2 separate regions of the Homo sapiens genome follow, and region 1 is linked to region 2. Evidence: chromatin contacts called from ENCODE Hi-C or POLR2A ChIA-PET data. All regions are on one chromosome and are shown on one strand. Each heading gives the region's core, a stretch centred on a gene start or an enhancer-like site at or near the end of the contact. The rest is flanking DNA. Distances are from core to core; before and after follow the strand shown. Region 1 holds the start of SNHG20 (small nucleolar RNA host gene 20). Region 2 has its middle 90 kb from the start of SNHG20.

The links. A loop is a pair of places that touch in the nucleus more often than their neighbours do. ChIA-PET counts read pairs that join two places held with the same protein, here RNA polymerase II (POLR2A). Pooled maps may share reads with other maps.
Region 1: a pooled map shows a loop between it and region 2 (6-fold over the local background). The contact joins the promoter of SNHG20 here to the enhancer-like site in region 2. A Hi-C loop is called at or near these places in 1 of 168 maps with a recorded cell type or tissue (endothelial cell of hepatic sinusoid), 1 of 37 single-sample maps with no recorded cell type and 7 of 50 pooled maps. POLR2A ChIA-PET finds 5 or more read pairs at or near these places in 10 of 52 experiments (A549, HEK293T, HepG2 and 6 more).

The regions. Positions count from the first base shown.
Region 1 is chr17:77,085,083-77,089,951 of GRCh38, forward strand. It overlaps SNHG20 (small nucleolar RNA host gene 20), which reads left to right and starts at 3,561. Exons shown (of 3, transcript NR_027058.1): 1 at 3,561-3,867; 2 at 4,071-4,189. MIR6516 (microRNA 6516) reads left to right here and starts at 4,335; the gene lies at 4,335-4,415. It also overlaps a transcript of SEC14L1 not described here and SCARNA16. RefSeq lists enhancers at 2,967-4,166, 3,433-3,742, 3,663-4,597, 3,933-4,042.
Region 2 is chr17:76,996,479-77,001,528 of GRCh38, forward strand. No RefSeq gene overlaps it. Among named protein-coding and RNA genes, the nearest start is that of SNHG20, 90 kb to the right of the region's middle. RefSeq lists enhancers at 1,433-1,973, 1,929-2,008. Within about 2 kb of position 1,718, at least 5 of the 41 ENCODE cell types and tissues checked have a DNase peak (open chromatin) inside an H3K27ac peak, as active enhancers do.

The DNA of each region.
Region 1 (4,869 bases), core at 2,311-4,810, 90 kb after region 2:
AACCTGGTGAAACCCCCATCTCTACTAAAAATATAAAAATTAACTAAGCGTGGTGGCGCATGCCTGTAATCCTAGCTACTCGGGAGGCTGAGGCAGGAGAATCGCTTGAACCCAGGAGGTGAAAGTTGCAGTGAGTCAAGATCGCACCATTGCACTCCAGCCTGGGTGACAAAGCAAGACTCTCTCTCAAAAAAAAAAAAAAAAAAAAACCCAAAAAAAGAAAGAAAGAAAATGTTTATATAAGTGTGTCCCTGACTCCCTGCATACAAAATTGTAACAAAACTATTTATTTATGTATTTTTTGAGACAGAGTCTTTCTGTGTCACCCAGGCTGGAGTGCAGTTGCACAATCTCAGCTCACTGCAACCTCCGCCTCCTGGGTTCAAGTGATTCTCCTGCCTCAACCTCCCGAGTAGCTGGGACTACAGGCGCCTGCTGCCATACTCGGCTAATTTTTGTATTTTTAGTAGAGACGGGGTTTCACTGTGTTGGCCAGGCTGGTCTTGAACTCCTCACCTCAAGTGATCCACCAGCCTCGGCCTCCCAAAGTGTTGGGATTACAGGTGTGAGCCACCATGCCCGGCTTCCCTATGCTTTCTTTTTTGTCTTTTTCTTTTCTTTCTTTCTTTTTTTTTGAGATGGAGTTTCGCTCTTGTCACCCAGGCTGGAGTGCAATGGTGCGATCTCTGCTCACGGCAACCTCCCCTTCCTGGGTTCAAGCAATTCTCCTGCCTCAGCCTCCTGAGTAGCTGGGACTACAGGCACCCACTGCCACACTCAGCTAATTTTTGTATTTTTAGTAGAAACAGGGTTTCACCATGTTGGCCAGACTGGTCTTGAACTCCTGACCTCAGGTGATCCACCTGCTCAGCCTCCCAAAGTGCTGGGATTATAGGCATGAGCCATCATGCCTGGCCTCTCACCACATTCTCTCTGGCAGCAGTGCCAGGACCTGCTGGCAGGGTCTGTGATGTAGCAAGCATCTGGCCAGGAAGGAGATGTGTATCTCTGTTTCCTGCAGCCCTCCCAGCTCCGGGGGATTCATCCTCTCTCGTCTGGGGAGGTGGGGGCAAAGGTTCCTGCTGCAGACCTCATCTTCCCGATAAGGCTGAGGATGCTGACAACACCCTGCCTTTAGAGAGAACAGCCCCACTCAACAGAGACCAGATGTGTTCATCGAAAGGTGTGTAACAAATAGCCCAGGGGACACAGGATATGTCAAACAATTGGCACCGGAGAGCATGTGAGAAGAAACTGTCACCTGGGACCAGAGCTGGCTTCAAAGGGCAGGTGTGCTCTGCTGGAGTGCGGATGCGCGGAGTGTCTGGGAGCTGGGCTGGGCAGAATGGCTGGAGCAGGGGTCTGTGTGGGCACCAAGGTGATGAAAGGCGGTCAGATCAACAGGGCCAGGACAGGTAAGGGTGATTTGTTGAGTTTTGTTTTTTCCTAATGAAGCAGAAATGGAAAAAGAGGGGGAAAGCAATCGTGTGGACTCTATCCTGCAGGTCAGACAGGCAGCCCCGGAGAAGACCTGCTAGGTGCACGGCTGGCTTGTTTCTAACATCACCTGTGGTCAGCAGCGCCACCAAGAGCCACCACCAGGGGGCAGAGGTAGGGCCATGTAGTAGACGCCTGTAGTTTTCGCCTGTCCAGGACGCCTTCACCCCTGCTTCCTTTGAGAAAAGTCCCTCTCCCACTCCAAGTGGTACTGACGGGGATCACCCACACAAAAGAAACCTGGAGGCTCCCCTCCTGGGGCACCCGGCTTCTGCTCCAACCAGGTGAGCCCAATGCCTGCCTGAAGCCACTTGCGTTGTTTACAAACCTGTTTACTCCAGTTAAGCTGATTATACAATTATATCCTTTCATTCTTATGTAAACTCATGAAATATGGTAAAACAAAACAGAACTGTAGCTCCTCCATCAAAACAAAAATGTAAGTTAAATATTTCCAAGTTAATAAAACTAACAGTATGTATTGTTGAATGTGAGTGAGACAACTCAAAGACATTGTGAAGGAGGTGCGGTCATAAAAATCTCGCTCTGTCACCCAAGCTGGAGTGCAGTGGCACGGTCTTTATTTTATTTTATTTTATTTTATTTTTTGAGACGGAGTTTCTCTGTTGTTGCCCAGGCTAGAGTGCAATGGCGCAATCTCGGCTCACCGCAACCTCCACCTGCCTGGTTCAAGCAATTCTCTTGCCTCAGCCTCCCAAGTAGCTGGGATTACAGGCATGCACCACCACGCCTGGCTAATTTTTTGTAATTTTAGTAGAGACGGGGTTTCTCCATGTCGGTCAGGCTGGTCTCAAACTCCCGACCACAGGTGATCTGCCCGCCTTGGCCTCCCAAAGTGCTGGAATTACAGGGTCGAGCCACCATGCCTGGCCTCAGTGGTGCAGTCTTGGCTCACTGCACCCTCCGCCTCCTGGGTTCAAGCGATTCTCCTGCCTCAGACTCCCAAGTAGCTGGGATTACAAGTGTGTGCCACCACACCTGGCTAATTTTGTATTTTTAGTAGAGATGGAGTTTCACCAGGTTGGTCAGGCTGGTTTCGAACTCCCAACATCAAGTGATCCATCTGCCTCGGCCTCCCAAAGTGTACCTGGCCTTTTTTTTTTAATGGTTATTTCTTGGTGATATGTTAAACAAGGGGTGGATTATTCATGCCTCCCCTTTTTAGACCATGTAGGGTAACTTCCTGACGTTGCCACGGCATTTGTAAACTGTCATGGCGCTGGTGGGCGTGTACCAGTGAGGGCAACCAGAGGTCACTCTCATAGCCATCTTGGTTTTGGAGGATTTTGGCCGTCTTCTTTACTGCAGCCTGTTTGATCAGCAAGGTCTTTATGAGCTGTATGACCTAGCAATGCATCCAAGTAGGTCTCAGCTTTATTTTACCCAGCCCCTATTCAAGATGGAGTTGCTCTGGTTCAAACGCCTCTGAGACAAGGTCCAGCAATTCTTCCTTGGTTGTGGGATTAGACTCAGAGCAAGATTCCTGTTCGTTGCTTCCTGTGCCCACAGACAGTGAACTGTCGGGAATCTACCAGGTCTTTTGGAGCAATAGGCTTTTCAGGGGGTATCCCAATAGGCCAGGACGGCCTGCATCTTCACGTAGCCCCTCTGCTCTTGAGCTTTCTCCTTCCTGCCACCTGGGGTGGTGGAAAGGGCATTGGGTTTGGAGCAGAAATGACTTAGGTGTGAACCCAGCTCTGCCACTTCCTGGCCGGCTGTGCTTGGAAAAGTAACCAAGCATCTCCGGAGCGCCCCACTTCTCATCTACAAGACAGGAGTGGTCTTTGCACTTAATTCAGAGGGTTGCATGAGGAGTAGAGAGATAATGCTTTCACGGCTCCAGGAACCCAGCGGGCTTTCAAGAAATGGGATGTTCCTTCTGATTCCCTCGCTCCAGGGCCCTCCCCTCTGGCCCAGGCTCTAGTCCCCATTAATCACACCGCGCGGGCTGCGACCCCTTTAAGTCCGGCTTGGATGACCCAGATCCAAAGTCATCGACTCTCTAGCTGCTATCTCTATGGTAAGTTATCACTTCCGGCCGGAAGTTGCTGACGGAGCTACTTCCGCCCAGGGGAGTGGGAAGTAAGTGGAGACACGTGCTTTGGCCTGTTGGAGGGGAAACCCGCTCTCGCCTCCTGGTGGTCGCCGACTCGCAGTCCGCAGGATGACTCAGGGCAGCCCTGACCACAGTTCCGCCGCCATCGGCCCTAGCCTGCGGAATTGGGCTCGCCCCGGGACGATAACAGAGCTCTGCCGGGGGCTGGAGGCACTGACCGGGTGACCAGAGACCCAGAGACCAGACCCCCTCCACGGCGCCCGGGATTTCGGGGACGGCTTCTCCCATCGCAAGTAGGGCTTGGACGGGAGGCGACAAAAGAGAACTTGGTCCGCACACAGCCACCGAAATTGGAATGAGGAGCTGTAGGGAGGCCCCGTAGCCAGCAGAAAAGCATTGGGGTCCCTGGCTGGGTTAGCCCAGGTTTCTAGGAGTGTGGTAAGCGTCGAATGACTTTTGTCCTTTTAAAGCACATTATGTTACTTTTTCCCCCAAGGTTTCAACAGAAAATGAGAAATATCCCCCGACGATTGGCTGAAAACATGCAGCAACCACTATTTTCTTCCTGCCCCTCGTTGATGAGAGCATTCGAAGTGACCTCAGCAGGGCATCCAGGTATGTCAAGCATGGTGACAAAGTGTTCAGGTCAGACGGTCTGGGGAAAGGCTCCTGTGTTGTTGAGCCTGCCAAGTTGTGGGTGCAGCATGGTACCAGGCAGCCCAACCCTGACCTAAAGTAAATTCCCGGAAGAAGTCTTTCCTGGGTTTTGAATTTGCAGTAACAGGTGTGAGCATTCTAGCAGCAGTTTGATGATCATGTATGATACTGCAAACAGGACCTACGTTTAAAGAAAATGGTTGTAGTTAGTATCAGAGAGCCCTTGCTTTTCAAAACTTCATAAACAATGTTACTGTCATGTCTTTCATTCAATAAACATTTGTTGATACATTGGCCTGACATCATGTTAAATGTTACGGATACAGAGATGAAGAAAACAGTCATGGCCCTTGTTCTCTGGGAACTACAACCCAGTTAGGGAGACAAGGTTAAATGATCACACTTAAGAGGGCATAATTCAGCCAGGTGCAGTGGCTCATGCCTGTAATCCCAGCACTTTGGGAGGCCGAGGCGGGTGGATCACCTGATGTCAGGAGTTCGAGACCAGTCTGGCCAACATGATGAAACCCCATTTCTACTAAAAATACAAAAAATTAGCTGGGCATGGTGGCATGTGCCTGTAATCCCAGCTACTCAGGAGGCTGAGGCAGGAGAATCGCTTGAACCCAGGAGGTGGA
Region 2 (5,050 bases), core at 468-2,967:
ATCTGTCTTTTTGTTCCAGGAGGCTGTTCCAGCTGAGAACTTATGAGTATTGTAGGAACAAATGAGTTTTCCACCCCTACAAGCCCATGATATTTAATCATATCTCTCAAGGGAACTAGGGGTTGAATCTTCTCCCTTCCCCAGCTCAGCCTGCTCCAGTCCAGAGGCTGCAATGGGAAGGGGATGGGGCGGATGATCTGCCCCAGCCCTGGCAGAGAGAGGGGGTTGGGGGGAAGGAGGTGGGAACCTGCTAGGGTGGTCCTCACTCGCCTGGACAGCTTCCCCTCTTGGCTTCCAAGGGCTCCTGGAAGGTTCCCTGCTGGGCTCTGGGTCCCTGTGACCCTGGGGGATGCTCCTCAAATCCTGAGTAGTCCCATGTGACGTCCAGCAGAAGCCCCCCCGAGCATCCTTCTGGGCACTGCCCCATCCCCTTCCAGACGGCCCCACTGGTAGGGTCCTTGGGTAGCCCCTTGTGATTCTCTCTCTGGTCTGCAAGGAACACTCCCATCTCCTTGCCCTGACACACAAACCTGGGCCTGTAGGGCTCCCGCTCCACCACCCGAATGGCCACAGCCATTTCCTCACCATGGAGATGTTTCTGGGGGAGGCAGACCCCTGGCCCCCTCACTCACGCATTTCCAGGCTGGGCCAGGTGTCCATGCTTTGCATTTCTCTGCTGCAGGAGACACATTTCAAGGCTCTCTGCAGGGGGTCCCATGAGTTCTCCTGATGCAGAGACAGAGCGGGGACCCGCCTAGGGGCCTGCCCGCACCCACCCCCCAACCACAGCATGGAAATAAAGGAAAAGTCTTGAGTTCCTTCAGGAGAAATTCCAGGCACTAGCTAGCCTTGGAGAATAAATGAGCAGCCGGATAAGCAGGAAGATAGCAACAAACAAGATGAGAGCAACAGGAGCCTCCCAAGCAAGCCAGAGGAACAAGGTGTTTTGGTTCCTACAGAAACTAAAGATAACATCTTCACATATGTTCTCGAGTTGTTTTTCAGAAACCCCCACTGCCAGCCTCTATCCTATAGACCTCAGATGTGGGGAACCGAGGGCGGCACTCTGACTGCCGTTCTTTGTTCAGAATTTCATCCTGAGAGGCCTGGAGAATCATGCCCATGGCCACACTGAGGTACAGCCTCCATGTATGGGTTTACAACTTTACCTGCAATGCACCCCTCGCTTTCCTGAAATGCATCCCTGCCTTTAAAAACCCTTGCCTGTGCTCACGCCTGTAATCCTGGCACTTTGGGAGGCTAAGGTGGGCAGATCACTTGAGGTCAGGGGTTCAAGACCCACCTGGCCAACATGGTGAAACCCCGTCTCTACTAAAAAATACAAAATTAGCCAGGCGTGGTGGCAGGTGCCTGTAACCCCAGCTACTCGGGAGGCTGAGGCAGGAGAATCGCTCGAACCCAGGAGGCGGAGGTTGCAGTGAGCCGAGATCATTCCACTGCACTCCAGCCTGGGCGACAAGAGCAAAACTCGGTCTCAAAACAAACAAACAAACAAACAAAACCCCTGCTTGTGAGCCGTCGGGAGTTTGGGTCTTCAGCCTTAGCTGCCTGTTCCCCTCGCTTGGCGCCCCGCTGTAAGTGCCCTTTTTGAGACAGCTGGGGAAAGCAGAACAGGGACGGGGGAAGGGTCCCTGTTTTCCTTACACACCATGCTGACTGCAGCCATACTCAGCCATGCAGCCCTGTAACCACAAACGCTTCCTTTCACAAAAATAGGCCAAGTAAATCTAAAACACACAGAGTGCTTAAACCACAAATGTCGTGGCTGTTAACAGTAGGGACTCTCCACAATCCCCAAATGCACATCCCCAGCAAGGTCCTAGCCCGCCCTAACTGTACCTTTGCTTCATTTTAATGGTAAACATCATACCCCGGATGGAAAGTTGAGATGCTAATGAGACATGCGTCGCGTGAAGAAGCGTGACAGAGACTGTGCAGTCATGATGGACAGACCACCCTAAACATGCAATGATGTCATCTGGAGGAGGCCGGAAGGAAAATAAATCAACAGTCCGACCAGCTTTGGGGAGCCAGCTGCAGGTCTCTTCCTGTACTGTCCCCCTTGCTGCTCCAGCTGAAAGCCCTGATAAACTGCCTTGCTCAAGCCCATCTTAGACTCTCGGTCAACTTCTATTTTCTGAGGGTCCACTGGCTGGGAACGCTGTGCTCTTGGAAACTCTCCCTTCTAGGGTTCTGGGAGAGGGTGAGGGGGCTCAAGAGACCGGGGCGGTTCTCCTTCATCCTGCTGTAAATCCTGCACCTGACAGGGCAGGGTCCCTGGTATCTATAGCATCATCTCTCCAGCCAAAACTCAGCCCTGCTCTAACAGCCTGAGACAGTGCCCTTTCTAAATACAGTGCTGTGATATGATGGCAACTCACATGTATCAAGCATTCACTGCAACAAACACTTTGAGGGATTAGCTCGCAGAACCCTCACAGCCCTAGGAGCTAGACACTGCGTGCAGGAGAGGTAACTGACCCAAAGAATGCCTGGCCTCTGACCTGGTTACCGCGGAGGAGGGTGATCTCTAGGCCACACCATGTCCCTCCTGACAGGAGTGTCTTTGTTGCCCAAGGGCTTTGGCCCCTGGAGGGTCCAGCAATGCGGTTTATGATGGGGGCCTCAGGACATCCCGTATCAGTGCCGACCTCCAGAGGGACTGAAGAGGATAGGTGAGTCACATGGTTAGCGTGTGATGGAGCCCCAGGAAAAGCTCTGGACCCCAAAGCCTCAGGTGAGCTTCCCTGGCAGGAAGCACTCTTGAATGTTGTCAGGCATTAGGGCCAGGAGGTGGGAAGACCGCCCAGGGTTCCCTGGGGAGAAGATGGCCAGAGGCTCCGCGTTTAGATCCCATCAGACTTTGGCCTGTGCATCTTGTCCCATGGCTGGTCCTAATTTGTAACTTATTTATTTATTTATTTATTTATTTATATATTCTGAGACAGAGTCTTGCTCTATCACCTGGGCTGGAGTGCAGTAGTTTGATCTCGGCTCATTGCAACCTCCACCTCCTGGGTTCAAGCAATTCTCCTGCCTCAGCCTCCTCAATAGCTGGGATTATAGGCGTGCGCCACCGTGCCTGGCTAATTTTTGTATTTTTAGGAGAGGTGGGGTTTCACCATGTTGGCCAGACTGGTCTTGAACTCCTGACCTTGTGATCCGGCTGCCTCAGCCTCCCAAAGTGCTGGGATTACAGGTGTGAGCTATTGCGCCAGGCCATTAATTTGTAACCTTTTGCGGTAACTATAATTGTTAAGTATAGCACTCTCCTGAGTTCTGTAGGTCATTCTAGAAAATTATCAAATGAGACGGTGGTTGTGCGGGCCCCCAAATTCATAGCAAGCTGGTCTAAAGTGAGGGTGGTCCTGGGACCCTCATTGTTGTGGCTGGGGTCTGAAGTGGGGGCTGCCTTGTGGAACCTGTACCCTCTGACCATAGAGTTTCCAGAATTCACCACAGATGCTGTCATGATCTCTGCTTCACAGATGGGGAGGTAGATGGACACTGAGGTTTCGTGACCTGCCCAAGGCCAGGCAGTTATATAATCTGTTATATAATCTGCAAATTTAAAAATACTTAATCTAGGCCAGGTGCAGTGGCTCACACCTACAATCCTAGCACTTTGGGAGGCCGAGGTGGGAGGATCACTTGAGGTCAGGAGTTCGAAACCAGCCTGGCCAACATGGTGAAACCCCGTCTCTAGTAAAAATACAAAAAAAATTAGCTGGGTATGGTGGAGGGCACCTGTAATCCCAGCTACTTGGGAGGCTGAGGCAGGAGAATTGCTTGAACCTGGGAGGCAAAGATTGCAGTGAGCCAAGATTGGGCCACTGCACTCCCAACCTGGGTGACAGAGTGAGATCTGTCTCAAAATAATAATAATAATAAGTAAGTAAATAAATAAATAAATAAATAATAAAGTTAAAAAGCACTTAATCCAGCTGGGCGAGGTGGCTCACACCTGTAATCCCAGCACTTTGGGAAGCCGAGGTGGGCGGATCACAAGGTCAGGAGATCGAGACCATCCTGGCTAACACGGTGAAACCCCGTGTCTACTAAAAATACAAAAAGTTAGCTGGGTGCGATGGCGGGCGTTGTGGCAGGCACCTGTAGTCGCAGCTACTCGGGAGGCTGAGGCAGGAGAATGGCGTGAACCCGGGAGGCAGAGCTTGCAGTGAGCTGAGATCTCACCACTGCACTCCAGCCTGGGAGACAGAGTGAGACTCCGTCTCAAAAAAAAAAAAAAAAAAAAGCACTGAATCCTAAGTGAACGAATGCAGGAACAGAAAACCATGTTCTCACTTATAAGTGGGAGCTAAACATTGAGTACACCTGGACACAAAGAAGAGACCAACAGACACCAGGGTCTATTTGAGGGTGGCGGGTGGGAAGACGGCGAGGATTGAAAAATGACCTATCGGCTGGGCACAGTGGCTCATGCCTGTAATCCCAGCACTTGGGAGGCCGAGGCAGGTGGATCACGAGGTCAGGAGTTCGAGACCAGCCTGGCCAACATAGTGAAACCCCGTCTCTACTAAAAATACAAAAATTAGCCGGGCATGGTGGCATGCACCTGTAGTCCCAGCTACTCGGGAGGCTGAGGCAGGAGAATCACTTGAACCAGGGAGGTGGAGACTGTAGTGAGCTGAGATCGTGCCATTGCACTCCAGCTGGGGGAATAGAGTGAGATTCCATCAGAAAGAAAGAAAGAAAGAAAGAAAGAAAGAAAGAAAGAAAGAAAGAAAGAAAGAAAAGAAAGAAAAGAAAGAAAAGAAAGAAAAGAAAGAAAGAAAGACAGACAAACGACCTATCCGTACCCCAGAGACATGCAATTTACTCATGGAAGTAAACTGCACATGTACCTCCTGACCCTAAAATAAATGTTGGAAAGGAAAAAATATACCCAACAAAACAAAACAAGATAAAACAAGGGCAGGCATGGTGGCTCATGCCTGTAATCCCAGCGCTTTGGGAGGCAGAGATGGGAAGATCCCTTGAGTCCAGGAGTTTGAGACCAGCCTGGGCA